7 separate regions of the Mus musculus genome follow, and regions 2, 3, 4, 5, 6 and 7 are each linked to region 1. A link is a loop called in an ENCODE intact Hi-C map of the cell type or tissue named here. Cell type or tissue: left cerebral cortex. All regions are shown on one strand.

Region 1 (4,000 bases):
CCCTGGGATGGTGACAGGGCTTTTAGCCAAGACCCTTCATGTTCTCAGATTCCTCTACACTTCTTAGGGCTGGCCCTGAGCTACATTCAGTGACTGTCTCCCTCCTGTCTCTACAGAATTTGCCTTCTGCCAGGTGGATGCCTCCATTGCTCTGACCCTGGCCTTAGCTGTTCTGTGTGACTTGCTCCAGCAGTGGGACCAGCTGGAGCCAGGACTGCCTATTCTACTGGGATGGCTACTGGAAGAGGGTGATGACCTCGAGGGCCACGTGCAGAGCCCACATCAGGTAATCCCAGTTACTTAGGGAGCTGGGGGCAGACAGAGTGTCCTAGCCCTGAGGTGGAGCCCTGAGGGCCTAGGAAGTTTCTAGATAGTAAAAAGTGTGTCTCTAGCTGCTCCCATGCAGAGGAGAGACTGACGAGGAGAAACCTCCCAGGTGAGGCTCACAGGACTGTGGAGGTCCAGACCAGTTAGGAAGGTTCAGACAAGTTAGGAAGGGCACTTTGAAAAATGCACCTTGAATATTGAGAATAAAATCATGAAAAAATGCTTATCAGTTGATCTTAGCATTTCCCAAGGATTAGGGTCCTTCTAGAAAATGTGGCAGGGAGTGTGTGTGTGTGCCGGCTTCCTGCCTCTTCCTGAAAACTGAAGACCAGCATAGGCAACCTGTGTTTTCCACTGGGAAACCAGCAGTCTGTCCCCACATATGACCACTAGCTAGCTCCATATCCTGAGCAGACCAAGAGTCAGTGTATACCAACCCTTCAAAACCCAGTCTGTATAAGAAACAGGAAGATGATATAACAAAGTGTTTTAGATGAAATGACCCTAAACCCCCATAGCATTCTAGAAATTTTGTCTCTTTTGTGCTGCTATCACACATGTCCCAGTAACTCTCTGCTCTGCTGTCCAGACTTCCTTTGTGCCTCCTCTGAATTTTCTCGGCACACCTTAAAACCTAAGATTTTTCTCAGTACACCTTAAAACCTAAGACCCACTTCCGCACCACCAGTTCCCCAAGTATCTTGGCTTGGAGCTAATTCACATCTTTATCAAAGGTCGTGGTCCGGCTGGGAGAGAGGTATTGAGTGAAAGTAGAAGGTGACCTTCAGAGCGGCAAGTGCTGTGGCACGGGCGCTGACAGCCCCAGTGGGCCCTGTCAGGAATAGACACAGCTCCCACATCTAGTGCTGTGCCTGGCTCCACAGGACTCCTCGGAGACTTACTCTGGCTGTTTGTCACTTGATGTAGGGGGAAGAAGAGCATATCTTTGAAAAATCAGAAGTCAACTTCTGGGCTGAGACTCTGACCTTCGTGAAATCCCTGTGTAGGCAACTCTTCCATCTCCTCTGTCAATCTGGCTGGCAGTCCCCTCACTCCCAGAAGCTCTGTCACTTGCAAAGGATAGCATCAGAGCAGAGTCACCTCATCTCTCAGCTCTTCAGAGAACTTCCACTCTCAGCTGAGTTTTTGAAGACAGTGGAATACACGAGGCTGCGCATTCAGGAGGAAAGGACTTTGGCTGTCCTGAGGCTGTTGGCCTGCCTGGAAGGAAAGGAGGGTCTCAGAGCCGAAGACTGCCCTAGGGAATGGAGACAAGTAATGGCCCCAAGAACAGAAGCAGCATGCTGAAGAAAGGTGGCTGGGCCTCAGCTCAGGTCTGCAAGACACATACATGGTGGACACCAATTGAAACTCTTTTCCTCAGGTGCCTCCCCACTTCTGGGAGTCTAGGCTTCTGTCCCTTCCTACTGAGGACCTTGTCTGCAGCACACTCATTCAAGGCAACCCAATTAGTTGCAGCTACCTAGGAAGTGAAGCTGCTGTCTGCAGGTTTACTGTCTCCAGGTGCAAGCCACCTGCAGGCCTGAACTAGTCAGTTCTATCCCAAAGCCAGCGCCCATTTCCCCATACACTGACTGCATTGAATTCAGTCTTAGCTTACATGTCTCTCTCTCTCTCCCTCTCTCTCTCTCTCTCTCTCTCTCACACACACACACACACACAGTGCTCTTTCTCTCTCTCTCACACACACACACACACACAGTGCTCTTTTGTTTGGTTTTGTTTAGCAAATACCTATTTGGTCATATTTATAAACTTTTATTCCATTTTAGTAAAGGGTATGTTTGATTCTGGGAATATTAAGAACCTACAACATGCAAATACTTGCATTTTACTATCTACCTGCCCAAGTCCTTCAGTGGTCCATATTAAGAGTCCCCACTGTCTTACCCAGAAATGCCTGCGAAGGCTAGGAACCCTTGTCACCCATCACTGGCCTCAGCTATTGGACAGAGCCTGGGGAAAGGGAAGCCTGAGCAAATGCTTAATTCATTCGGTGCCACCACTGTACACCGTCCTGTGATTGGTGGAGACAGCAGAGTGCCAAGAAACACATTTACCCACTTTAGGTGATTCCATATAGAAACCGGAAGGGTTTGTCACTTCAGGCCCAGCCCAGCTGGCATCCTCGAACACCAGCAGGTGGCGCTCTTGCACACATTATGCTGCTGGTCTAGCGCTTTTAGCCTACTCTTTTAAAACTTTTTAAAACTATTATCAGCACCTGTACATGATAGGAGGGCACCCATGCCCCAGCATGGATGTCTGAGGAAGTTGAGGGACAACTTTATAGAGCCAGCTCTCTCCTCCCGCCTCTGCATGGGCTTCAGAGATCGACTCAGGCTCAGGCTTGCAGAGCACGCACGTTTATCCACTGAGCCGCATCATGTGGCCCAGCTTACCATGCTACGTGTGCTTCCAGAGTACGTGACACCCGCAGACGCTTGCCTTCAATTCACGGCGTGGATGTGTTGCTGTAGTGTGATCCACATTCCCAGTTATCCACAAAGACCATGCCAGCCATAGAAGGAACTTGTAGGGCCTATAGCTATGTTCAGATACTTCTCAGTGAGTAGTCACTTAGAATCATGAGGAAAAGGGAGAGAGGCATTCTATATGCTAGCTCCTCCTGCAGAGACGCTGACATTTCACATGTAATTGGTCTCAGAAGAAAACCATCCTGCACCACAGAAACACGGCTGTGCTGGAGTAGAGACCTGTACGCAGGGAGAGGGAAGTCAGGAGCTGTGTCCTTCCTGGCCATGAAGAGGAACAGAAATCCCCTGGGTGGTCTTAGAAACACTCAGCACCCTGGGGTCTGTGTGGCCCTGTAGTAATTACCTAGTTAGGCAGTGCAACCCACTGCTGATGAAAAATTGAAAACCTAACATTGTTTAGTTTGTTTTGGGCTTTGCTTTTAGTTTTCTGAGTCAGGCTTGCTATTTACACTAGGCTGGCCTCAAACTTGTGTTAATCCTCCTGCCTTTGCCTCCTGAGTGCCAGGATTCCAGGCATACACCACTATACCCAGCATTACACTACTTTAAGATCTAGTTGGTGAGAGGGGCTGGTGGTGACAACCTTGGGAGATTAATTCTGAACAGGACCCAACCTTCCCTCTCCCCTTCCATCTAAAATGAAATAAAAGCAGTTACATGACAATAAAACCATCTCACATTGGCAGGCATGCTGTCCCAAAGCATGTTTCAGAGCAGGCTTATGTTATCTCCAAGTCCATCCTACCAAGTCTGCCATTAGCTGGGACTTACCCCAGACTTGGATCTTGGCTGGCTGTGGCCAATCTGGGAGGACAGGAGGGATGGATGGCTCCACAGGTGGGCTTGTATCTGCAATCCTGCTAGCAGTAGCTAGGGGAACGACTGCTGCATGCTTTCCTGAGAGAAACCAGGAAAACCTTAGTCACAGCCTCATGCTTACATTTGGGGTCCTTTCAGCCACAGAACCCAGCAGTAATAGGGGCAAGAGCAACGTGGGTGGGAAGAGTGAAGCAGCCATCTTCCCTAAGTCACTACACTTGAGGGTCCTAAGATCTGGGTGGCCCCTTGCTCAGACCACAGCCAAAAGCCAGTTTGCTTTAATATATAAGATGGTGAGGGCTTTGTTCCTTTATAGGGGTATGGTCTCACTCTCA
Region 2 (4,000 bases), 190 kb before region 1:
ATGATATTACCCAAGACATTATATACCCTCATGATATTACCCAAGACATTATACACCCTCATGATATTACCCAAGACATTATACACCCTCATGATATTACCCAAGACATTATACACCCTCATGATATTACCCAAGACATTATATACCCTCATGATATTACCCAAGACATTATACACCCTCATGATATTACCCAAGACATTATACACCCTCATGATATTACCCAAGACATTATACACCCTCATGATATTACCCAAGACATTATATACCCTCATGATATTACCCAAGACATTATATACCCTCATGATATTACCCAAGACATTATATACCCTCATGATATTACCCAAGACATTATATGCCCTCATGATATTACCCAAGACATTATATACCCTCATGATATTACCCAAGACATTATATACCCTCATGATATTACCCAAGACGTTATATACCCTCATGATATTACCCAAGACATCATATACCCTCATGATATTACCCAAGACATTATATACCCTCATGATATTACCCAAGACATTATATACCCTCATGATATTACCCAAGACATTATACACCCTCATGATATTACCCAAGACATTATATACCCTCATGATATTACCCAAGACATTATATGCCCTCATGATATTACCCAAGCAGGCCTGCCTGTAGCTCACGATTCTCCTGCTCCGACCTCCCAAATCCTGGTCTTACAGCCTTGTGCTACTGTGACTGGTTGTTTTACTTTTTATTAATCAATTATCATAAAATAATTTCAGAGGCTGTGTGGTGTTACTGCACACCCTTAATCCCAGCAGAGGAAGGTGAACTCTTGAACTCTTGTGAGTTCAAGGCCAGCCTGGTCTTCAGAGGGAGTTCCATGACAGACAGGAGGACTATGTATGCAGAGAAACCCTATCTTGGGTGGGAAAAATAATAATAAATTAAAAACAAAGAAAGAAAAGAAATCTTCTGAGTTAAATAACTTGAGGGGGCTATTGGCATTGTAAGATTAATAATACCATCCTGAATACTAACCGCCTTGGCTGCTTTAATTCATGGATTCTATCAAGTTAAACCTCACGAGTGTCCTTCACAGATGAAAGGAGGAGCTCGGGTCTCCCTGGTGTGCTCATTGTCAGGTGACGTGGGAAACTAAAGTCCGCTTTGGTTTTAGAAGTATGGTATTAGAAAGACTCTGCTGTGTGCAGTGGTTGGACTTGCACAGCTGGTACAGCTGAAAAGGAAGCCATTGAATGAATTATCAGAATTTTTTTTCTCAGTTGCCTTTTTTATGAACACAATCCTTATTTTCTTTAGCCCCACCTAATTAGTTAATGATTTTGAATATCTAGTTTAAACATTATAAATGGGTTTCGTGCCGTAACTACTTTCTAACTCTCACTTTCTGTTTATTTTACATTAGGTGAGAAATTCATCCACACTTCTCTTTAGTTCCTTGATCACAAGAGTTTTTGGCGTTAAGAGAGGAAAGGATGAAGTTTCCAAAACAAATAGGTAAGCCCAGTGCAACCTCACCTTCACACAGAAGCTCGGGCTAATGTAGCTGCTGATTCAGAGTCCTCAGTGAGCCAAGACTGTGCAGGTGCTCCAGTGGGCTCAGCCATACCCAAGTCTGCGTCCTTGGGCGGATCAGCTGTGTAATAAGCAGGTCTTGGGAGGCAGCAGGAGCAGGGCTGCAGGGCAGGGCTGCAGGGCAGGAGTGCAGTTTGACTACCTCTGGGTACATAAGCAAGGCTTCTGTCTGTACTTGTTATCTTCTTCAAGTATTGATGAAATGCCCCCAATTACTCTTTCTAGTTGCACTTAAAAAACTCTTCAGCAGGTCATCCTGTCATGTCCAGGTAGAGACGTAGCCATCTCTGTCTGTGTTCAGTGTATGTCCCTGACTCCTTTTTCCTTGTACGTTGTATGTGGACACGTGGAAGAATCACTACGTCTGGCTTTTTGGAGTTTATGCTCTCAGATACTTTTCTCGACGTGATATCTTTAGTGAACCTGTGCACACATTTTGATTATAGACAATTTAAATGCACGGTGAAGTTGTATGCGTTTCTAAAGAAGAGAAGCAATTAACTAGGGAATTGTTTCCACTGCAGAGGAGTTGATGCTTGTCTAACACTAGGTGTCACTGTTGTTTTGTGTTCAGTTGCTCCCTTACCATTACTTAGGATCCAGTTTGGTTGGCTAAGTGGTCTTTAGTTTTCCCTCTCACCTAAAAAGGTTGCCATGCTCCAAATTTAAGTTTTAGGCTGATTACTTAAAGAGTGAATTTTTTTTTCTTTTTGGTTTTTGTTTTCTAGACAGGGTCTCTCTGTGTAGCCTTGCCTGTTCTAGACTTCTCTCTGTAGACCAGGCCCACCTTGAGTTCATAAAGACACACCTGCCTCTGCTTCCTGAGTGCTGGGATTAAAGGCGTGCTCCATTATTGCCCAGCTCTCAGCACACCATTTGGATGCTTTGCACACCACTCCTAAGATGACCTGCGCCTCCAGCACCCACAGTGTTTCTCTGCTGCTGCTGCTTCTTGTTGTTGTTGTTTTTTTTTTTTTTATAGATTTATTTACTTATTTCATGTATGTGAGTACACTGTAGCTGTCTTCAGACACACTAGAAGAGGGCATTGAATGCCCATTACAGATGATTGTGAGCCACCATGTGGTTGCTGGGAATTGACCTCAGGACCTCTGGAAGAGCAGTCAGTGCTCTTAACTGCTGAGCCATCTCTCCAGCCAGAATATATTTTCTTGTGATAGAACTAAGTCTTAGGAATTAAAAAGTATGCTAGACACTGTGACACTGAGGCACACCACTGTAACACCAGTGCTAGAGTGGCTGAGATAGGAGGATTGTGCATCTGAGGCTAGCCTTGACGACAGACTGAAACCATGTCTCCCAGAAAAAAAAAGTTATGAGATATATGCTGTCAGTGAAACTTCGTGTCACTCTGAATTGTAATTTGAAAATCTATTTACCACTCTGTAAAACTCACCATATATATAAAAGGGAGGTAACTAGATATAATTATGAATCACCTAAGAATTTGATGAAAATACTAGACTATTTTTTAATCATTATTATTTTTCTGTGTATCTATGTGAGCATATGTACACATGTATGCAGTACCCACAGAGACCAGAAGAGGGCATCAGGTCTGTGAACCACCTGATGTGAGTGCTGGCATCTGAACCCAGATTCTCACAATTGAGCTGCAACTGTTTTTAATGGCTGAGGCATTTCTCTAGTTCTTAGTCTGTTCTGAAATCCAAATTGTAGTTCAAAAGCAAAACATTGCTTGTTTGGAAGGATGATGATAATTTTTGTTTTTCTTAAAGTAGTTTGTCCATTGAGTAGTTTAAAATGACTAGTGCTGCTTCTCTTTAGGTCTGTGCACCTGGGTCATAATTCTGCAGTGTGCTAAGGTTCAATCTGCTTATAAAACCGTGATTACTGGTGATACAAACCAAGCCTGAGGAGACAACCCTATAGCCTCAGTCCTCAGGATGCAGGTGCAGGAGCATCTGGAGCTGAAAGTCAGCCTGGGCTACATAGCTAGTTTGAGGCCAGCCTGTGCTACTCGGAACTTTGTCTTGGAAAAGCAAATATAATTGGTTTCTTCTTATAGTTGTGAAGTGCATACAGATTTTACTATGAGAAGTACTAGAGAAAATGATGAGATGTTTAATTTAGGTTGAAAGGGGGGAAGAATATGGCAGTCATAAACATGGTTTTACCAACGTTACACTGATGGAGATCCCTTCTGTACATGATTCTCTTTGAGTTGGAAAGGGTAGGAAATGAGAACTTTCCTGGAGAGAAAGAAGCAGCGTAGTTCAGAATGGTTCTAGTGCAGTGGAAGGGAAGTGAGGAAAAGGAGGAAATGGATTCTTTATTCAGTGTGATGGTCGCTTTTGGTCAGAGCCCTTGTGTTTGTCATCTGAAGATTTGTCAGGGCCACCCTTACACAGGCTTCTGCTTTCTCCCAACTGGA
Region 3 (4,000 bases), 200 kb before region 1:
TTGCTTTTTAAAGTAATTATACCTCACAGGATAGAGAGTTAGAGACTGTTGCTTTCATTATCCTGAAGAATAAACCCCAGTACACTCACAGTACTAAATCAGATGCCATTCTTGTTAATAGTAAGACAAAAATCCACAAAACGAGTCTTTTAGTCCCCCTGTGGTTTTTTCTTTCTCTGTTTTCTTTCTTGTACTCCCAATATCTTCATGACTTTTTGATGCCCAGTTGCAGAAGTGATCGACTGAGATTACTAGATAGACCTGAGAGATGAGCCGAGCTACTTTGGTTGAGTGTGGTTTAGTTTCCTATCTGCAATTCCTGCAGACCTGCTGTGTTCATGTGGCCTTCTTTGTTGAGGACAGATGTCAGGCAACTGAATGTCCTGTCCAGTATTTGTGCTATGTGCTTATTCCTGCTGATAGTAATCTTGTGCTGCCCATAGTTACGGAGTGATGAGCAAGTCCATTTCCCAAGCCCAGCAGGTAGCATTGCCATACCGCTTGCCCAGTTCTTTGGGTAAAGGTGAGTCAAGCCATGTTTCCAGGAACAAAACCTCTCAGCCATTGAGTGTAGCTTTCTGTTTTTATCTTAGTGGAATGAAGTTTTAATTGTTAGAAAAATCTGTTCAAAAGGATCCTACTTTTCTTAACCTGACTTACAAATAAAGTAATAGCTTTTGTTCTGCTGACAACTTCAGTTTAAAGTTAGATATGGCAAAAAACCCTACCATTTCAGTGTATGAGTTTCCCCTTTGTGTAAACAGACAAAAGGATTTTTAACATTCATAGAGCATATTTTCTGAGCATAAGTTTATTGTCATGAATTTAAGTCTTTTACATGGTTGTCTTGTATTTGTCTTATTGCATAGCTTGTCATTGATTTTTGAAGACCCAAAGTAGTTGCAAACTTTGGCTCTAGAAGCCAGAAGCAACATTTTACAAGACATACAGGTGAAGGAAGAAAGTCCAAGAATGTGACTGAAGTGGATTTCCTTTGACAGCTTTATTGAGATATAATTCACCTGTGGACAGTTTATGCATTTAATGCATGCAACACAGTGATTTTCAGTATATCCTCCCAGCTCGAGAACCATTAGCACAATCTAATTTTGGAATATCTCCTGACTCCTACCCATTAGCAGTAACTTCCAATGTCACCGTACTTCCCTCTGCTGTCCCCAGCCCTAGGCAACCAGCTAATCTTTCTGTCTGTAGAGTTGTCTGTTGTGGACATCTCACGTAAATGGAATCTTACAGTACTCAGTCTTTTGTGTCTGGCTTCTTTCACTTAGCAGTGTATTTTCCGAGTTCCTTCATGTTGTCACATATGTCTATACTTCGTTCATTTTTATTACATTGCCTCAAGTGCTGATAGCCCATTATTATGTTATGGGTATGTTATGGGATGCTAGTCACACAGTAAACAATACACTCCTTTGAAATCCAAATGCATGATCCCTTGGAGTTTGTAATGTTTCTTTTTGTCCTGTGTAGTTTCAAATGCTGTGGTGTGATTAGACTTTCAGTAGACTCTTCTGTGAATAATTAAATTGTTAATTAGTCTCGAGAGGGCCTATAAACCTTTAGATGAAATCTAATCCAGTATATTTTTGTCATTGTGTAAATAGAGAAAATTTTCTTATTTGAATGCCTTGCTTATTGTATCTGATGTTTTACCTAATTTTGGTCCTTACAAAGTGGCCAATCAGAACCATTTATTCACCAGCTGCTTATTATTACATAATTGACCAACAGACAGAAGGGGCTGTGGAGTTGACATGTAACCTAATTTTATACATGAACAGGCTAGAAAAGTTAAGCTACCTGGTTAAAGTAGCCTGGCTTAATTAAATTCAATAGTCTTATTTTTAATAGAGGGTATTTTAAATTTGGGGATTGATTCCAAAGCCAGCAAATAGGTGTGTGCAAAATAAAAGCCCCTTGATTTGGGGATTTTTTTCCCCCATAGGCATTGTTGGCATCTGAACCAAAGAAGAGTAGAATGGACTTGCTGAAAATAACAATGAGGGAGCTGATCTCCTTGGCTTTGTCTGCAGATGACTCAAAGGGCAGAGTCCCTCAGGTAAGAATGGAGGACTAAAGTCTCCATTAAGTCTCTCCTCTACCTTTATTTCTTTTAAGTATCTGCTGAAGATACAGAACTCCTGAAGACAGGTTACTGTGACGTGTTTAGAGATTTGGCTTATTTTTGCTTTTTTGTTTTCTCCCTTTTTTAGTCTTTCCTATCTATAAAATAAACTTGCCGTGGTTGATATGTAGTGATCAAAGTGGACAACTTTAAAATTGTTGAAAACATTCATTTGACAAGATATTTCACAGTGTCACTATCATACCTAAAGACCTGAAAGTGAAAATGGAGTCACACTTGAATTGTGTGTGGGCTTTGTTGAGTTAATGTACATTTTGTAGCTGAACAATTGAATCTTTCTTTACAGTGTAATGTAGGAATGTTAGTATTTTATATTTTAATTTTAAGTAATACTTTAATTCCTTTATGCGATTGGGTTCAAACACCCCTCACAACCATCCTCCAGCACTAGATAGAAAATAACCTGTGCCCCTTTCCATCCCTGGTAAGCACCTTTCAGTAGGATGCTCCTGCTGCACTGTGGGAGGCCTGTGCTCGGTGAGGGAAAAGAGAAGGAACTTGATAGGATTTTAAGTCTTAGGTGGTGTCAGGTACCATGGGCCATCATGTGGGCTGACTGTGGCAAAGTCTGGTGCTGATTAAAGTGTGCATAGGGGCCAATTACTGTAACATAATTCTTTGGGAAATAGAACAAAAAGATTTTGTAGTATTCAACTATAAATATTAAAATTTTTGAATATTGCTTAATATTTCTAATAATTATTTATTTTATGTGTATGTATGCTTTGACTTCCTACATGTATATGTACCGTGTATGTGCCTGGTTCTTATGGAAGTCAGAACAGGCTGTCAAATCCCATGGAGCTAGAATTAGACAAGTTGTTACTGGAGTTGTAAGTCCCCTTGTGAGTACTGAACCTGGGTCTTCTGCAAGAACCGCCAGTGCTGTGGGCCATCTCTCTAACACTCTGACTAGCGTTTTAAAATGTATTTATTTCAGCCAGGCAGTGATGATGTACCCTTTCAAGACTCACACTAGGGAGGCAGGCAGATATGTGTGAGTTTTAGGCTAGCCTGGTCTATAGACCAAGTTCTAGAACAGCCAGGGCTATGTAGCAAAACCCTGTCTTGGAGGGAAAAAAAAATAAAAAGCAAAATAAAATGCATTTTTGTTAAAGTATTAAAACAGTATTTCTACCCAATTGCTCTGTTATCAGGGCATAATCTACAAGATAGGAATAGTTGATATTTATTGAGATTCTGTTTGTGAATGGGTTTATGATCATTTTTTAAGATTAAATGTTCCATGTGTCTTTGGAGAGAACCTGCTATTCTTATGTTTTAGGTACAGAATTGTGCATGTGTTCAGTGGATGAAGCCTTTTGGTTGCATTGTTCATTTTGTAAACTGCTTACGTAGATGTTCAGTTCTTAGGTGTATTCTCCTAAATGTACACTTTTATTTGAGAACTCTACATTTCTGGTAATTTGTGTACATATTTAGAATTACCGTAGTTTTAAATCCACCACTAATATTTGAACTTTTCATTCTAGGTTCATGCTTTAAACATTCTCCGAGCCTTGTTCAGAGACACCCGTCTGGGAGAAAACATTATCCCCTATGTTGCTGGTGGAGCTAAGGCTGCAATTCTGGGCTTTACATCCCCTGTCTGGGCAGTGAGTGTTCTTGCCATGTATCCCCACTGAGTTCATTATGCTTTTGAATAGTAGGTTTTTATAAGCTTGTAACTTTCTCAGGGGATGATTTTGGATCAGAATACATTTTATTCCTTTATGGTTCCATTTTCTCTCCTTTGTTGGCTTCTAATTGATAATGACTTTATTTTGTGGCTTCTATGGCATTTGTGTCTTTAACGTACCCCACATAAAA
Region 4 (4,000 bases), 77 kb after region 1:
CCCTAAGAGGTCCTCGTGGAGGCTCAGCCCAGCCCTGGTTTTGCTGTGCAGGTCCCTGCCTACCAATAGGGATTAAACATAGAAGGCTCTTTTCTACCATGTGCCATAGTTACCCCCTCTCCTTTCTCAGCCGAATATCTCCTAGGAAGGATGCCAAATTGCATTCTTGGATGGAAGCCCTGAATCCCACACATTGTGGCCTGGGCCTGGGTTCCCCAACTTCTGCCTGTTGTTGGCCTGGTGTCCCTAGAGCTTCTGGGATGGGGTCGTTGGGTCTCTTAGCTCACCTAGGCTCAGACTGTGGCATGGCAGCTTCTTGGGGGCTGAGGGTCAACCCTGTATCTGTTGCCTTCTTGTCCTTGTTCTCAAAGGTAACCTGTGGATGTTGCCATATAAGGACCAGAGGATGAGCAGAGCAGTGACCATGCACACACAGGACTTCATAGCAGAGGCAGGATGGAAGGGTGGTCCCCGGGCGGGTCCCCACCCGTCTTCTCTATCCAGTGGAGCTGGATAGCAAGAGATGGCTGAGAGAGCATCATATGAGGCACACCCCCCCCCCCCCCATCTCCACCTCGTGCCAGGAGGCTACCTGAGCTTGGCAGGTCAAGGAGTCAGGGGGAATGTGAGTGGAGGGGCAGGGAGAAATGTCTGCCCACCGAGGGGACCCCATGAGACAGCACCTCAAGTTTAGACTTTTAAACAGCATCCACTTTCCCTTCAGTTATCCGGAACAAAAGAAATTGTTCCTTAGGTGGAAAAGGAAACCACAAAAGCAAGAGAGCCCACCACTAAGGTCATATCGTCTTCACCATCAGCTGAAGAGCAGAGCCCCAGAGCCGCCGGGTGCACTGGAGCCGGCCCTAGGAGCCAGCAGCTCTGCCCAGCACGCAGTCCGCCTCTGCCTCCTGTCTCTCCTGCAGCATCCCTGACTTCAGTGCTCTGTTGTCACACACAGCCAGTGCTAGGCAAGCATTGTGGTGATAATAGAGAGGTTGAGAAGGCATGGGAAGAGGTCAGTAGGAGAGTTTCAGAGAGGAGACTACTCCTTAGTTGGGTTAGGGCCAGCTGACTAGGCCCCCAAGCTCTTAAGTACCCTTCTGCCCTGAGCTGAATTCTCGTCAACCAAGAGGCACACCTCACCTCTTCAGACTTGGTCACCACTACTAAACTCCCGCCTGTGGTCTGCCTAAGACCTCCAAGTTCTAGAACATAGCCTAGCCAGCTCTCCTGTGCCCCTTCCTTGGCTGCAGACCTGGTTCTAATCCTACTCAACCCTGATTGTCTTTGTTGGTAAGAGCACACCCTGGGGCTGCCTGTCTTTTGAATTCTTTCCCCTCTCTTAAGAAACAAAAAAACCAAACATTAATTTTATTTTACAGGACTATAGGTGTATAATACCATGCCTAGTACCTCTTAAAAATGCATTTTATTCTACTGTTATCTTGGGAAGACTTCTCACTAAATTGCCCAAGCACTCCTGGAGCTCAGAATTTCCCCTGCCTTAGCCTCTTGAATAAAGAAAAACTTATAAAGAAAAACTGGTGCGTGTTTCCAGTTTTTCCTGAGAGCTGCCGGTGGAACCCACAGTTCTGGTGTCCCTTCCTCAGGTGTGTGGTGCCCTGTTTTCCTGGCAGCTCCTGCCTTCCTCTCCAGTCGGACCTGGGTACTGATGGGCACCAGCAAGCCGGGTGCCAGTGGAAATGGCACTTAAGTCTGAACATGTACCTCTTTCCCCTGGCCAGCCCTTCCTCTCATGAACGTGGGGTTGACCACGCTAGCCTCTGCACCATGCAGTGTCAGCCTGGGGACAGGGTAGACTTGCCAACAAGGCCCAAAGGTTGCCCCAACCACATGGGGCTGACACACTGGCATGAAAGTCAACCTGCGTCTGCTGCAGGCTGTTGAGTCCCCGGTAGTTCTTTTGCATTCTCTGACCTTGGTCTCATCGTCTGCCAAGTGGTCAGCATAGTCCCTTCTCCTTCCTCAGAGGAGGGGGAAGGGTGGGTGGGTGAGCCTGGGAAGGTGCACACCCTGCTGAGCGCGGGCAGGCAAGCTCCCTGGGGTGGAACTAGGCTCAGAGTCTGTAGGCCTCACCATGTGGCGGCCTCCTCCCTCCCCAAGCCTGGGCCGTGTGACTGAGTTCACAGCGCCCCCTGCTGGCAGGCTCTCTCAGAAGCTCCCTGTGGGCAGCCCGAACCCCACATTCCTTCACAGATGGGGTCTTGCCCTCTGTACACCCATTTTAAATCAAAAGTGCCCCCCAGAAAGTCTAGGCAGCATGAAGTCCAGGCTGGGGGTGGAGTTGGGGAGCCAGCCGGGATTCCCAGGATAAAGTTTAGTAGGCTCCTGAGTCTTTGAAGTCTGCCAGTCCAAGCCCACATGGACTGGTGGGGGATATCACATAAGGGCAGGTTTGAGGAATGAGGAGCCCTACCTATGTACCCTGAGCCTGACCCTCATCAGATCTGCAGAAGGCAGAAGCAGAAGAAGGTAGGGCGGTCTTCAGCCCTGCCTGCATATCTCTGTCAGACCCTTGCTCCACATTGGTGGCTTTACCCACTGGGAAAGTCAGCAAACTCAGCCTCAGCCCCACCTTGAGCTCTTTTACTGCTGGTGAGACTTCCCTACACTGTGGTCTTCCCAAGCTGCTTGTATCTAGCCAAACACAAAATTCCCCCTCCTCCAGGAAGCCTTCCTAGATGGCCCCAGGCTTCAGGGATTTTCTCTGGCTCCAAGCTTTTTGCAGGACTTCTCACATATATTTCATTGTCTTGTGCAAGTGTTATTTGATCCCATCTTTAGAAGCTCGGACCACTAGGTGGAAGACTTTGTGCTGCCTCTTTTCCTGGAGCTCTGGGAAGGTCTAGGGGGACAGAACATGCCTGTTAACTTTGTTTTAGACAGGGTCTCACATAGCCCAGGCTGGCCTCACATTCACTATGTAGCCCAGGCTAGTCTTGAACTTACTGGTCTCTAGTCTCAGCCTCACAAGTGCTGCAACTAAAGTGATTTTAAGATCAGCTGTAACCATGTGGGTGTGGTCTTGCCCCTGGGGCACATTGGCAATGTCCATTGATAATGTCTGGGTGTGTGGGTGGGGCCTGGATGCTAATGGTATCTTAGAATAAGTGTCAGAGATACAGTCATTGTCCTACAAGGCACAAAGAATAGTGCCCAGGTTATGAACACTGATTGAAATAAATTCAGATCTGGTATTTTTATTATAGTGACCAGGGTCAGTGGGTCCCACCGGAGACATCAGCACTCCCTGGGAGGATTGACAGAGCAAGGTTTGAATCAACTGTAACTGTTCCTTCTCTGTCCTCCATAGTTTTGGGTGCCCTGAAACACTTTTCTGGTCTGAATGTGGCTTGTGCAAGTGGAGGTGGGCCTGAGCCAAGGAGGAGGGTCCAGACCTGAATTAGAGTCCTTAGGGTAGTGTGGCCAGCCCTTGGGAGCAGAGAGTGCCTATAAATGGGGATGGAGTGACCCCTTTCAGTCCCAATGGACTGAGGTCCTCAGCTGTTCCTGTGTGCTCAGCATTTCTGTCTGCTGATGGGTGGGGCACTCTTCCCATAGCCAGATGTGGGAGGTGGTTGTGGCAATAACTGCCCTCCTGGGAAACAGCTGTCAGAACAGGACCGCTTTGACGAGCACATCAAAGCTGCTTGCACATCTCCTAGGAACTGACTGGGTGGGTGGGACAGAGCAGAGCCTTCAGCCAGGAACAGCTGTTGGCCAGGCCCCAGTGCAGCGCTGGAGGCCAAGGAAGGCATCCCCGTTAGCTGGGGGTTAGGAATGTCCCAGAGGCTAGTCATCGTGACACAGCTCTCCTCTGCATAATTCTAGGTGGGCTTGGGCTGTCCGGGGTTCTTGGTGACCCCCTGTCGCCTGTGGAGAACTCTGTAGGGGCCTGGCTCCCTCCTGAGGGCGGTGCTCCTAAGGAGGGGCAGGGAGGGACTCTCTTTCCTTTTCAAGCCATGGAGAGCAGGGGCAC
Region 5 (4,000 bases), 160 kb after region 1:
CAACTTAGTGAGACCATCTTAAAATACAGACTAGGTGTTTGAACCCTTGTCTGGCATGTATCAGGTCTTGGGTTCCATGCCTATTAACTCCAAGAAGGAGAAAGAGGAAGAAGAGGAGGAAGGGGAGGGAGAAGAGGAAGAGGAGGAAGAAAAGGAGAAAGGAGGAAGAGGAGGAGGAGGAGGAAGAAGAAGAGGAGGAGGAGGAGGAAGAAGAAGAGGAGGAGGAGGAGGAAGAAGAAGAGGAAGAGGAGGAGGAGGAGGAGGAGGAGGAGGAAGAAGAAGAAGAAGAAGAAGAAGAAGAAGAAGAAGAAGAAGAAGAAGAAGAAGAAGGTGTCGTTCCCTCTGTCAGCCATTCTCTTTGATACTCAGATACTCAGAATAATATACTCCACCTGAAAGATGTCCCTATCCCAGTCCCCAGAACCTGCGCACACATCACCTCACAGGCAAAATGGGCTTTGCAGGTGTAATTACATTAAGGCTCTGAAGTAGGAATATTGTCAAGATTATGTGTGTGTATGTGTATGTCGTGTGGGGGGGGGGGTCCCCCTGCTGTCACAAAGGTTCTCAGGAGAGGTCAGCAAGCGAAGGCTGCAGGGAGGGCTCTTGGGAGCAGTGGGGAGTGTCTGAAGGTGCTGCTGGTGGCTGACTTGAAGACAGGAGAAAGAAGCACACACACAGCATGGCTGCTGCCCTAGGACCTGGAGAAGCCACGGGAGCTGCTTCAGTATGCCCAGAGCTGCTTCAGTATGCCCAGCCCTGCAGATTCTTCAGTGGTGTCCAAGGATGCTGCTCTTGGGAGCTGGCCTCAGGGCTGTGATGAGACATTTGTCATGTTATAAGCCTCTCTGTGTGGAATTTGTTATAGAAGCCCTGGACACTCACACAGCTTCCTGCTGTGGGGCCCAGAGTCCCCCTCACTCTTTTGGGCCAGGCACGCTTGAGACCCACAGACTGAGAGTCGCCAGTCTGATCTGTCTCAACAGCCCCGGTGAAACCCTGACACAGGCCAGAGATGTGGCTACCCATAGCTTGGGCTTCCAGTAGTGGGTGCAGAGCTGTGTCCTGGCCCTGGATTTGCCTGACAGATGGACCCCTCTGTCCTCTCTGGGCAAGCCATCCACCTGTGGGGTAGCCATCTACCTTCTTGCTTGCCCTTCTCTCCCAGAGAACAAGGCCCACAGATTGCCAATGGGATCAGAATGGGGGTTTTAACAGAAACTCCGGCTGAGTTGAGATGTCAGAATCCTTTGTCCTGTGTCCTGTCACTTTCCATTATCGCCCCCCCCCCTTTTTTTTGGTAAGGGAGTCTCACAATATAACCTTGGCCTCAAACTCAGAGATCTGCCTGTCTCTGCCTCCCAAGTGCTGGGGTTAATAGTATGCACCACCCCACCCCGCCCCACTTCTCTTTCCGATTTCAGGAAGGGTCTAGCCCAGGCAGGCTTGAAACCATGAGTTACTTCCTCTGGAGTACTATGATTACAGGTGTGCACAACACACCTAATCATGTTACTTATCCCCCCCCCTCACCCCCCGCTTACAAGCTCAAGCATGCAGGCCCACGTGCAAGTTACACCGACACTCTGCACGCACATACTTTCCGGGGCTGCAAACAGCGTCCACATGTGCAAAGAGGATGCCTCAACGCAGACCAGCAATCACGGACTTGTTTGTAGCTTCCCGCCCACAAACACAGATACATTCATTTTATACCCACCCACCAGGATACGCACAAGCACAGACACACCTGTGCATGAGTAAAGACCACCCATGCGTGTGGACACCTGTGAACAGGGGCGGAGAGCTACGTGCAGCCTGCCCCGCCCCACCCCCAAGCCCTCTAGCCCTCTGCTCTGGAGACCTCTGCTGGTGGAGTCTGGAACAGCTCCCGGAGTATGTGACACTGAACAGCGCAGAGCTGGATGGTGGAGGGAGGAAGAGAGGGGCCACCGGGGTTAGCTCCCGGGCTCCACGTTGCTGCTTTCACCGGGCCCACGTGATCTTCTGCAGCTTCCACTCCAGTGCAGAAGCAGAGATTCCACACGCAGAAGTCTCCAGGCTTCTTCCAGACTTAGGCTCACCCTGCCCTAGCAGTGGCCTCTCCTAATGTGTAGTCTATTACATAGAGAAGCCCCCCCCACCCCGGCCTGGCTGCATCCACACTTCTCTCAGTCTATGACAAGGCTTCGCTTACGGGGGAACCCACGCCAGTGTCTCCTCTTCCCGTCTTCCCCCTTGCGCCGCTTTCTAGTAAGGAGGAGGGACCCAGCCTCTCTCCTTGCTGCCACTGGGTCTCTGACTTGGTTTGCGACCTCATGTCACACATGCAGGTTCCACTTCCTGCGCTATGGTCTTCCCGTCTCCTCATGGATGTTCAAGGGGAGTGAAACTCGGAGACTTGGAACAAAATGGATGAAATTAAATTCTGATGGTGGCTCAGTGGGGGCAGTTACTGTCCCCAGCCTCCGTTTCTTCAGGGGGATTGGAGATCTTGACTTTTGGGGACAGGGTGATTAAATGAGACAGAATCCTCAGTGGTCAGTGTCAGGCATTGTGGACCACTGGCCATGTAAGATGACGAAGAGAATCTGGCCAGGAACTCCGTGGAGGGCCAGATAAACTCACTTCCAGAAAGGAGCGGTTAGTACTGTAACAGTGATCTCCAAGGGGCTTCAGCGGGGTCTAAGGAGGTTTTGTTTGTGTGGCTGGGGGAGCCGCTGAACTTCACAGAGGAGATGAAGTGGTGTCAGCAGGCGCCCTCCTCTCTGTCTACGCCCTCGTTTCCGCAGGCAGAAATCATTTCCTTACAGTTAGAATTGGAACCGACAGTAAGCAAATATTGGTTTGGTGGGATGCGGTGTTATCGACCACCTGATTCTGTGCCATACGGCAGTGTTTCCATGGGCCCCTGCTCCCAGGTAGCGGGTGGTCATGGCTGTGAGCCGACCTGTCTCGCTAATCCTCTGTTCTTCTCAGTCCCCTCATGTCTCTTCTCCTTGCTCTGTGTACCCAAGGGCATCCATCACCTTGTCATCCCGTGTCATTAGCTTTTCTTTGAACGTTTGTAATCCCGCTGGCCCAAACCACAGGTGGGCTGTGCTTTTGATTCCTTAGCCTTAGGAGCAAGGACTCAGTCGGTAGAGCGCTTGTCCAGTATGCGCATGCGCATGGGTTAGATTATCAGCTCTGCATGAGACTGAATATGGTTAGTGGTGCATACCTGTGACTCTGGCATTCAGGAAGTGAAGGCAGCAGGATCAGAAATTCAAGGTAATACAGTGAGTTCTAGGCCAGTCTGGATGCCCTGTTGAAGAAATTTAAGCATACACACACACACATGAGCACTTGCAAAGAAAAGACTCAGTGTATGATCAGGTTGGCCCTAAATGTCTGTCTGAGCCATCGCCACACTGGACATCTACTTAAGAAAAGAGACCACGAATCCACTGCAGGGGTGGTGTTAGGACTGGAAACATGGTGTGTGGCTAGGAAAGTCTGCTTGTTTTTGAGACTGGTGCGTAGAGGAGAGCCGGCTTCTCCTCAGGAGGGAGTGATGGGAACGGCGTCCAGGAGGAAATGTCCAAATGCTCTTTAAAGACCTGAGATGCTGGAATCGTTCTTTTTTAATCTACTGACTCTTGGCTTGCTCCTTTCTGGAGATGGGGGGCAGCCTTGGCTTCACCTCAGTCAGCCAAGACCGGTCAGGTAGACAGAGCATACCACCAAAGGCCCTCTAAGGCAGCCGTGGCAGACCCAGAACGGAACAGCAAAGAAGAAAGTCCATAGGCCCAAGAAGTTGAACCACACTGATCATGTTAAAATAAAAAGCAACCCCCACCCTCACCCCACCCCACCCCACCCTGCAAGAGAGAAAAGAGATTGTGGTATGTACCCCACCTGTCTGCCAAAGGTGGAGGGGACTCTGGAGGCTTCAAGAGAGCGGGAGCCCAAAGGTCATGGGTTCAGATGTTTCCTTCTGAGTCCACCCCATGGTTAT
Region 6 (4,000 bases), 220 kb after region 1:
TCTGAATGATGCAGGAGAGTGTGATTTTCTTTGCTTGTTTGGTCTTTTTCCCCTACAAGTTAGCATCATCTTGCCAGCATCTCCTTCTTGGGCTTTGGGCATTGGTTCCAGAACCTCTGTGCTGCCCTGGTCTTTTAGACTTTTTTGCCCTGAGCCTTGGAGAAAGAGATTCTTTGGCACCTGCAGGTTGAGTCATAAGCATGACTTTACCTGTAATGTATCTTTGTCTCAGAACCAATCTGCGGGTAAAGGGAACATGTTCTCAGGCTACCTGAACAGGAAAGCTCAAAGCAGGGCTGCAAGGTCAAAGCCAGTGAGGGCTACATAGTGGGCACTTGTCTCAAAAGCCAAGCAAATAGCTTCACAAAAGAGAAGGTCTCTAATAACAAGCGCTCTGGGCAGGGAAAGTGGCTACACACACACACACACACACACTGCTTCCATCCTCACAGTGCTCCATCTGCCAGTGTTTCAATGTTCTCTCCCCGATGTGACATTTACTGAAATGTAGCTACTGCTGGGAAGGGACAGGAAGCAGGACCTTTAAGATGTGAACAGGTCAAGATCCCTATTGTTATGAGTGGATTAATGCCATTGTTGAGAGAGTAGATAGACTAGTTCCCTCTGAAATGGATTTGTTATAAAATAAAAGTTTGTTCTGTCTCTCTCCCTCTGTCTCTGCCATATTCATTCATTCATATATATATATATATATATCCCAACAATGCTATGATGTAGCAAGAAGGTCTCTTGGATACCTCAGTGTCAGTCTCCTGAATTGTGAGAAGTAACTCTCCTTTCATGATAAACCACCCGCCTGCGGCATTCTGTTACAGACTAAGACAGTCACTCATTCTCCTCTAAGGTTATCGTCGGGCACCAGCTACCCTCTGTTTTGGGACTTCCTTGTTTGCTAGAACTCCTGAGATCCATACCTTCTCAAGTTTCATAGATAATGGGCAGGGTGGAGGTGGGGTTGATATACATCCTGAACAATATTTTACTCTCAGGACCTCAATAACTACACACAATAACTAAAGGTTGGTCACAAAACGTGCCTAGAAAGGAAAGCAGGCAGGATTTGAGCCTGTGGATCTGCCGCATTGAGGGGACGTAGTCCCAGGACCGAATGGGACATCAGGACAGGACAGGTGAGACAAAGCGCCCTCCAAATTTCGATTTCTCGTTTTGGACAGTGTCTGTTCCTCTCTGACTGTGAGTCTTCCTCATCCGACACGTGTAATTGTGACGGTTCTTCGACTGTAACTCCTTGGTTTGGGATTCACCAAGGAAAACAAACCTCCGCTTGCCTGTGAGGGTTTATCTAGATTAGGCTGACTAGGTGGGAAGGTCCACCCTAGAGTGGGTGGTACCATGTCATGGACTGAGGTCAAACATTGAACGGAAAGGAGCCTGCAAGGTGAGCTGCAGCAGCATCTGCTGTCTCTTTGCTTCCTGACTGTGGATGCGGTGAGATCAGCCACCTCAGACTCCTGCCGCCAGGCTTCCCTGACACACTCTGACGGTACCCTCAGGCTACGTACGAACCAGAGTAGACCCCTTTTCCTTAAGTTCCTTTTCTGAGGCATTTTATCACAGCAGCAAGACAAGTACAGAATAGAGTAACAAACCCACACTCCAGTAAGCCCCATCCCTGCAGACGACCCGTCCCTTCCTCTCCAGCCTCTGCAGCAGCCCCACCCCTCCTTCAATGCCGCTCGTCTCATCTCTGCCTTCGGATTTAACTCCACACTCTCAGCTTTCTCCCCTAGGCTCTGTTCTCTCTTTCACCACACCACACACCAGATGTGTTTCTCTTTTACTCGCTGTCTTCCTGCTTGAGGAGGAAGCTCCCAGAGGGCAGTTCTTTCCTGCATTGAATATTGTATCCCAAGGATCTAGAAATGTCTCCAGCACATTGTAAACACTCAATAAATACTCGTGGGACGAATGAACGAATGAATGCATTTCAGAACATCTCCTGGCAAGCCATCTTGGATTCAGGACGGAGTAGCACTGCCACCTGTTGCCAGAGTTTTGTATTGTGAATACAAACTCAGGGTGAGCAGGAAGAGGCTCACCCTCAGGGGGTCAGCCCTGTCACTTGAATCCTATTCCATGTTCCAAATGCCACCACCCGACTGTAGCCATCTCAAAGACCTATAGCCTGTGACTTTTGCCTGTTTTATGCCCCTAGTCTGCCAACACCTGGTGACACCTGGCCAACCATTCTAGGAGTTTGCTCTGATGTGTCTAACATCAACCATGCACAGGAAATATTTCCTAACCAGAAAAGGGAATCATAAAAAAGAGCTCAATCCTGAGAAAGGATGAAAGAGAGAACATGAGCTGTAGGACCACATGGGATGTGGGGCCATGTGGGATGGGGGACCATGTGAGATGTAGGACCACATGGGATGTGGGGTCACGTAGGAAAGGAGACCACGTGGGATGGGGGGCCATGTGTGGGATGGGGGACCACGTGGGATGGAAAACCAATGAGAAAGCCTGAGGGACTAGCCTAGTTCCAGCTCGACTTTGAGTCTGCTTTGGTCTCTCCTCTATAAGAAGATGGCCTTGGGCTACATGGGCTTCAGCCCTGACTTCCCTAACAGAAAGGACAGGAAGTCCATGGCATCTTCAGGTTCTGCAGTCAAGTTGCTTGGGTGCCCGTGTCCTAGTTGAGGGTCTCTTCACTGTTGGTTGTGGGGACCTCTTGACAGCTGGTCTTTTAATTGCAGTTTCCTCTCAAAGCCTTACCCCTGCTTGAGCTCAGCCTTCATGGCCTGGCTCAGGGGCCCCAGTACCATGACAACCAGGATCCTCCCCATCCTACACACACATACACGTACACACACTTTGTGTTTGGTCTGCTTCTTTTAACTACCTAAGGGTTGATCTAAGCTGACCTCTGACTTTCTTTGGGTCTCTGTAGTCTGTCTATGCCAGCAAGGAACGACTGTCCCGCCCCTCTGTTCAGGTTGGGTACCCTCTCCTTCTGGCCTCTGCCCAAGCTCTGCTCAGCCCAGATTTGTGTCCATTGATCCTAGACCGCATGTGATTTAGAAGACATGTTAAGGGTAGGCTTCCTGGAGGAATTCCTGGGGCCTCTGAATCCACCTATGCTGGGTGGTCAGAAGATCTGGTATTGGGAACAATTACCTTGTTCCAGCTCAGGAGGAATGCCGTTGAGAAGCAAGCCAGGCCACCTTGTGACACTGGAGAACTGTCTGCTTGAACGCTTTAAGGAGCCCATAGAAACCCACCTGTCTCCCCTTTCTGTGCCCTGCCCACTTCTACTCTACAGAAAGAGGGGGCTCTCCCTGCTCTGCTTCTCAGCCTCCCTCCCTTTGAGCACTGCTGCTCTTCCAGCCCAGCTGCTGTTCCGGGAGCGCGCCTCTAGGGAAACAATGGACTGAGTGTCCTTTGTCAACTCCTCACCAAGGACTCTGTGAGCTCACTGCCATGGGAGCTGCTTAACTCCCAGAATGCCCTGGCTTGTCCGGCTCCATTTAGGAGCCTGTGAAAGGGAAGGTCCCATGGAAGTGACAGAAGTCATTAAGCCTAACACAGATGAGGTTGCTGTGAAATTTTAGCAGTCAAATTTACATTGCTGGTAAGAATTTTTTTTAAAGGATATCAAAAGATTGGCCAAAAAGCAAAATAATTTTTATAATGATTCTATATTAAAGTTACATTTTTATATATTGAGTTCAATAAAAGCATACTGCTAAAATTAAGTTTTCTTGGGTTTATTTGTACTTTTAAAACGTGACTAATGGAAAATTCTACCTTAAATACATGTTTCACTTTAAACTTCCTCTGGGTAGAACTACTTTAAAGAGCTGGGACCAGGTATGGTAGCACGCATGCATCAGAGGCAGGCAGATCTCTGTGAGTTCAAAGCCAGGTTGGTCTATACAGTGAGACCATGTCTCAAAAAAAAAAAAAAAAAAGTGTGTTTGTGAGCTGTGCACAGTGCCTCATTCATACCTGTAAT
Region 7 (4,000 bases), 320 kb after region 1:
TCACAGTGGATGTCTCCACAACTCTCTCCCATCTGAGTGGCCTCTGACTCACACTGACTGTCCCCTCCCAGGTAAGGGCAGATCCTAAATCAGCAAAGGAGTGGGTTCCCCTTGCGGATGAAACCATAAGTGTACCTATTGTTTCTGTGGGTTCTGTTACCCAGAGTGGTAACACCGTGCATAATGAAGCCTGAGAGTTTTATGAGTGTGTTTCTCTCTTTTGTCTTGATGAGGACCCCTTGACCATCACTGTCAATGGCCTGAGACATCCATCCCTGCACAGAAATGGGATTCGTTATACAGGAAAAAAAGAAAAAGAAAAAAGAAAAAAGAAAGAAAGAAGGGAGGGAGGGAGGGAGGGAGGGAGGAAGGAAGGAAGGAAGGGGAGGGAGGAAGGAAGGAAGGAAGGAAGAGAGAGAGAGAGAGAGAGAGAGAGAGAGAGAGAGAGATTGCAATGCTTGGCACTGAGTTTTTTAAAAAGTCTGTTATAATAGTCTGTTCTCTTGAGAGCATATTTTCTAGATTCCTGCATCTGACTCCCTGGGTGTGACTGTGAAGTTTTATGTAATAGATACCCAGGCCAGAAAAGGAAGCACTTGGTTCACTCCTATCCATGGGGATGGCGGTTGGTGGGAAGGGAACTAGGAGGGAGGGGAGCCAGACAAGCACATCTGGCCTGCTGGGCCCTCCCTGGAGAAGGTCCACGTTCCTGACCTCCCTTGGAACTGTGAAAAGAAAGCAGTAGATTCCCAGCTGCTCCAAGCCACCCTGGCCTCTGCCTGTGACCACGGCGCTCCAGAGCAGGGCAGGGGAGCCTCGGAAACGGCTTTCACAAGCGAGCTTCGACTCCCACGAGGCCCGACTGCCGAGCTGTGGACACAGCAGTCCATCAAAGGAACTCCACAGGCAACAAAGGATCTGGGTTCAGTGGGGTTTCAACCATCCCAGGAGGGACTGGACCATGGGTTATGTAAACTCAGCTCCAGTATATCTGTGGTCAGGGGTGAGAACAGTTCTGGAAACCAGCAGTCACCATACCCCGAAGTCCCAGCTCTTTCTTCTCGCCAGCGGTCACTCAGCTGTTCCTGTCTGTCCACACATCCTAACGCCATCTCAGTGAGAAAAGCTGCGGAGTAAGAGAGTTAAGATCGCTTCGTGGGACAGGCTAAGTTGTCAGGTCCCATGACGTCTAAATCACATTGACCACTTAATGGTTTTTCTCACTGATCATTATAGGAGTTGGAAGAAAGGCCAGTTTGGTTACAAACTAATAAATAAGGAAATTTCTTTTCTTTTTTTTTTCTTTCTCTGCATAGATGAAGTGTGAATTAAATTTTCCAGCCCTGTTGCATCCTCCCCACTGAATGAAATGAAGGATCTCCCGCTGGTCTGTCCAAGTGAAAACAATGACCTCAATAGAGGGTAAGTCCTGGCCTTCTGGACGCCAGACTACCTCCTCCCTGAGGGAGGAACGCGGACGGCAGCAGGAAAGGACATGGTCACCCTTCACCCTGAAAACTCACACACCAGAGTCCATCCCCCTAAGGTGATCTGTGCAGATTTCGTTGTTTTGTTTTTGAAACGCGGGACGGGGATTTCATTCTCCTTCCAAGACCCCTTTCTTCCTGGACGCGTAGCATCCCTCCTTCTTCTGGCCCCTTCCTGCCTGAGCAACTGAGCAGAGCTCTCTCTTCTCAAGCCCTAGCCATTGCGTCTTGTGAGGAGGGCAATGCTGCCCCCTGCTGGCTCCAGGATGAGAAACAGCCCTCAGGGGCAACCAGGTTCCGTCTGTTTCCCTGTAGGTAGGATCTGAACGAGCCTTGTTCCCTTTTCCAAAACAGCTTCTGGCCTGTCTGGACTTGGTTATCTGGATAGAAGGCTGGAGAATCGTCATCCCTTTTCCCAACCGTTGGGAACTTTATTTGACCTTCAATGTTGTTTTCATCCGCATGACTACAGAGTCTGTGCAGGTGAGATTGGGGACATTGGCCCCTAAAAGAAGAGTTCACCTGGTGACTTTTAATTTTCTTTTTTTTGTTGTTTTTTGGTTTTTTGTTTTTTGTTTTTTTTGTTTTGTTTTTGTTTTTTTTGGTTTTTTTCAAGACAGGGTTTCTCTGTGTAGCCTTGGCTGTCCTGGCACTCACTTTGTCACTTTGTAGACCAGGCTGGCCTCGAACTCAGAAATCCGCCTGCCTCTGCCTCCCGAGTGCTGGGATCAAAGGCGTGCGCCACCACGCCCGGCTGTGACTTTTAATTTTCATTGCGCGGAATGTTCTTTATTCCTAATGGTCTGGATACTTTTGGTAATTCTGGTTTCTATGATCACACTGGGGTCTCCTTCAGAGGAAATCCCCAAACTCTTTGCAAGCCCACTCACTGTCAGAAGGGAGGAAGGGGGAGAGAGAGAGAAAGAGAAAGGGAAGGAGAGGGGAGGTGTATAATGAGGCAAAAGGGGGTGAGTGTGTAGATGTCTGTTCTAGTGATCAGTAACTGTCAGCACAGACTAGAATCACCTGAAAGTGATTAATTGAGGGATTGTCTTTATCCCGCTGGTCTGTGAACACATCTGGGGGGGATTGTATTGTCTGTCTTCATTGATGTGCTAGGGCCTAACTGCTGTGACTGGCACCATTTCCTGGGCAAGTGGTCCTGGACTGGATAAGAAATGTATTAAGCATGAGCCTATGAGTGAGCCAGCAAAAAACATTCCTCCATCACTGCTACTCCCTTGAGTGTCCCTGACTTCCCTCAGTGACAGATTGTGACCTAGAAGTGGGAGCCAAACAAGCCCTTTCTTCTCCAAGGTGCCTTTGGTCTTGGCATTTTATGCCAGCCGTAGGAAGCCGAGCTAACGACGACAATATCAGATTAGAACCTTCAGGGGAAGTCTCCCCTTCCACTGAGTCTTTCAGGGATCAAACCCGGCTCGTCGAGAGTTGTTAAGTGTGGAGGCTCCCACCGGCCCTGGACATCCTCTTTGTCGCATTTGGCTGCATTATACAGGTGTGATGGTTTGAATAGTCATGGCCCAATAGAGTCATGTGCTTGTATGTTTGGCCCATAGGGACTGGCCCTATGAGAAGGTGTGGCCTTGTTGGAGTAGGTGTGGCCTTGTTGGAGTAGGTGTGTCTTGTTGGAGTAGGTGTGGCCTTGCTGGAGTAGGTGTGGCCTTGTTGGAGGAAGTGGGCTTTGAGGCCATATATGCTCAAATCATGCTCAGTGTGATACAATCTCCTTCTGCTGCCCGTGGATCAAGATGTAGAACTCTCGGCTCCTCCAGCTCCATGTCTGCCTGAACACTGCCATGCATCCCACAGTGATGATACTGAACTGAACCTCTAAAACTGCAAGCCAGCCCCAATTAACTACTTTTATTTTAAGAGTTGCCTTGGGGCTGGTGAGGTGGCTCAGCGGTTAAGAGCATAGGCTGCTCTTCCAGAGGTCCTGAGTTCAATTCCCAGCAACCACATGGTGACTCACAACCATCTGTAATGGGATCTGACGCCCTCTTCATGCAGGGGGATGTATATGCAGCAGAGCACACATACATTAAATAAATAAAGTTTAAAAAAAAAAGAAAAAAGATTCGCCTTGGTCATGGTGTCTCTTTACAGCAATGGAACCCAAACTAAGACAACAGGTGAAAAATTGATACCCAAGAAAGAACAGCACTCAATCTGATGTCCCATGACTCCCATGACTAGTGATGTCTCAAGGGCTAGCCAAGAGCTCCGAGCTCAGAACAGTGGTCTGCTAAGAAAAAGTCATATTTATTGTTATTTGGGTTTTTAAAAATTTTTATCTTTTAAAGACAGATCGCATGGAACTCAGGCTGGCCTTGAATTTGCCAAGAAAGATGTTGAATTTTAATTTAATTTAATTTTTTGGTTAGGGGAGGGGATTTGGTTTGAGGCAGGGTTTCTCTATGTCCCTGGCTGAACCGGGACTAGCTCTCTAAACCAGGCTGGTCTCTAAATGAACTCAGAGATCTGCCTACCAG

What was found. Hi-C counts contacts between places; a loop is a spot of excess contacts. Peaks named below come from ENCODE experiments on the same cell type or tissue, not always from the same donor. Only the 100,000 strongest peaks of a DNase experiment are listed, where the experiment ranks them.
Region 2: a loop joins it to region 1, with 7 times the contacts of the local background. A loop is called at or near these places in 21 of 42 quality-filtered maps.
Region 3: it touches region 1 in a loop (2.3-fold over the local background); 20 of 42 quality-filtered maps call a loop at or near these places.
Region 4: it touches region 1 in a loop (7-fold over the local background); 27 of 42 quality-filtered maps call a loop at or near these places.
Region 5: a loop joins it to region 1, with 10 times the contacts of the local background. A loop is called at or near these places in 32 of 42 quality-filtered maps.
Region 6: it touches region 1 in a loop (5-fold over the local background); 18 of 42 quality-filtered maps call a loop at or near these places.
Region 7: it touches region 1 in a loop (7-fold over the local background); 12 of 42 quality-filtered maps call a loop at or near these places.

Annotation. Positions count from the first base shown.
Region 1 is chr17:84,189,586-84,193,585 of GRCm38, reverse strand. It overlaps Thada (thyroid adenoma associated), which reads left to right. Exons shown (of 38, transcript NM_183021.3): 37 at 117-286; 38 at 1,255-3,530. The coding sequence ends at 1,635. Gm36279 (a long non-coding RNA gene) reads right to left here and starts at 1,398. Exons shown (of 4, transcript XR_385852.4): 1 at 1,314-1,398. In left cerebral cortex, CTCF peaks have their summits at 2,482 (motif pointing right) and 3,696; a DNase peak (open chromatin) is centred at 2,479.
Region 2 is chr17:84,384,017-84,388,016 of GRCm38, reverse strand. It overlaps Thada (thyroid adenoma associated), which reads left to right. Exons shown (of 38, transcript NM_183021.3): 26 at 1,415-1,506. Among named protein-coding and RNA genes, the nearest start is that of Gm24722, 5.4 kb to the left of the region's middle. In left cerebral cortex, CTCF peaks have their summits at 2,129 (motif pointing right) and 3,151 (motif pointing right); a DNase peak (open chromatin) is centred at 2,134.
Region 3 is chr17:84,393,146-84,397,145 of GRCm38, reverse strand. Thada (thyroid adenoma associated) reads left to right here. Exons shown (of 38, transcript NM_183021.3): 24 at 1,970-2,083; 25 at 3,664-3,786. Among named protein-coding and RNA genes, the nearest start is that of Gm24722, 3.7 kb to the right of the region's middle. In left cerebral cortex, no CTCF peak of the experiment used is centred here; no DNase peak of the experiment used is centred here.
Region 4 is chr17:84,112,262-84,116,261 of GRCm38, reverse strand. No RefSeq gene overlaps it. Among named protein-coding and RNA genes, the nearest start is that of Gm35551, 31 kb to the right of the region's middle. In left cerebral cortex, a CTCF peak has its summit at 2,166 (motif pointing left); DNase peaks (open chromatin) are centred at 110, 2,137 and 3,685.
Region 5 is chr17:84,026,610-84,030,609 of GRCm38, reverse strand. The region is part of intron 4 of Gm35551 (a long non-coding RNA gene); the gene reads left to right. Among named protein-coding and RNA genes, the nearest start is that of 8430430B14Rik, 30 kb to the right of the region's middle. In left cerebral cortex, a CTCF peak has its summit at 1,868 (motif pointing left); a DNase peak (open chromatin) is centred at 1,855.
Region 6 is chr17:83,971,615-83,975,614 of GRCm38, reverse strand. No RefSeq gene overlaps it. Among named protein-coding and RNA genes, the nearest start is that of Gm35457, 9.6 kb to the right of the region's middle. In left cerebral cortex, CTCF peaks have their summits at 2,021 and 3,373; DNase peaks (open chromatin) are centred at 1,950 and 3,411; H3K27ac peaks cover 893 bases.
Region 7 is chr17:83,870,684-83,874,683 of GRCm38, reverse strand. It overlaps Gm35125 (a long non-coding RNA gene), which reads left to right. Exons shown (of 3, transcript XR_877036.3): 1 at 1-71; 2 at 1,317-1,422. Among named protein-coding and RNA genes, the nearest start is that of Gm35125, 2.0 kb to the left of the region's middle. In left cerebral cortex, a CTCF peak has its summit at 1,744 (motif pointing left); DNase peaks (open chromatin) are centred at 777 and 1,734; H3K27ac peaks cover 427 bases.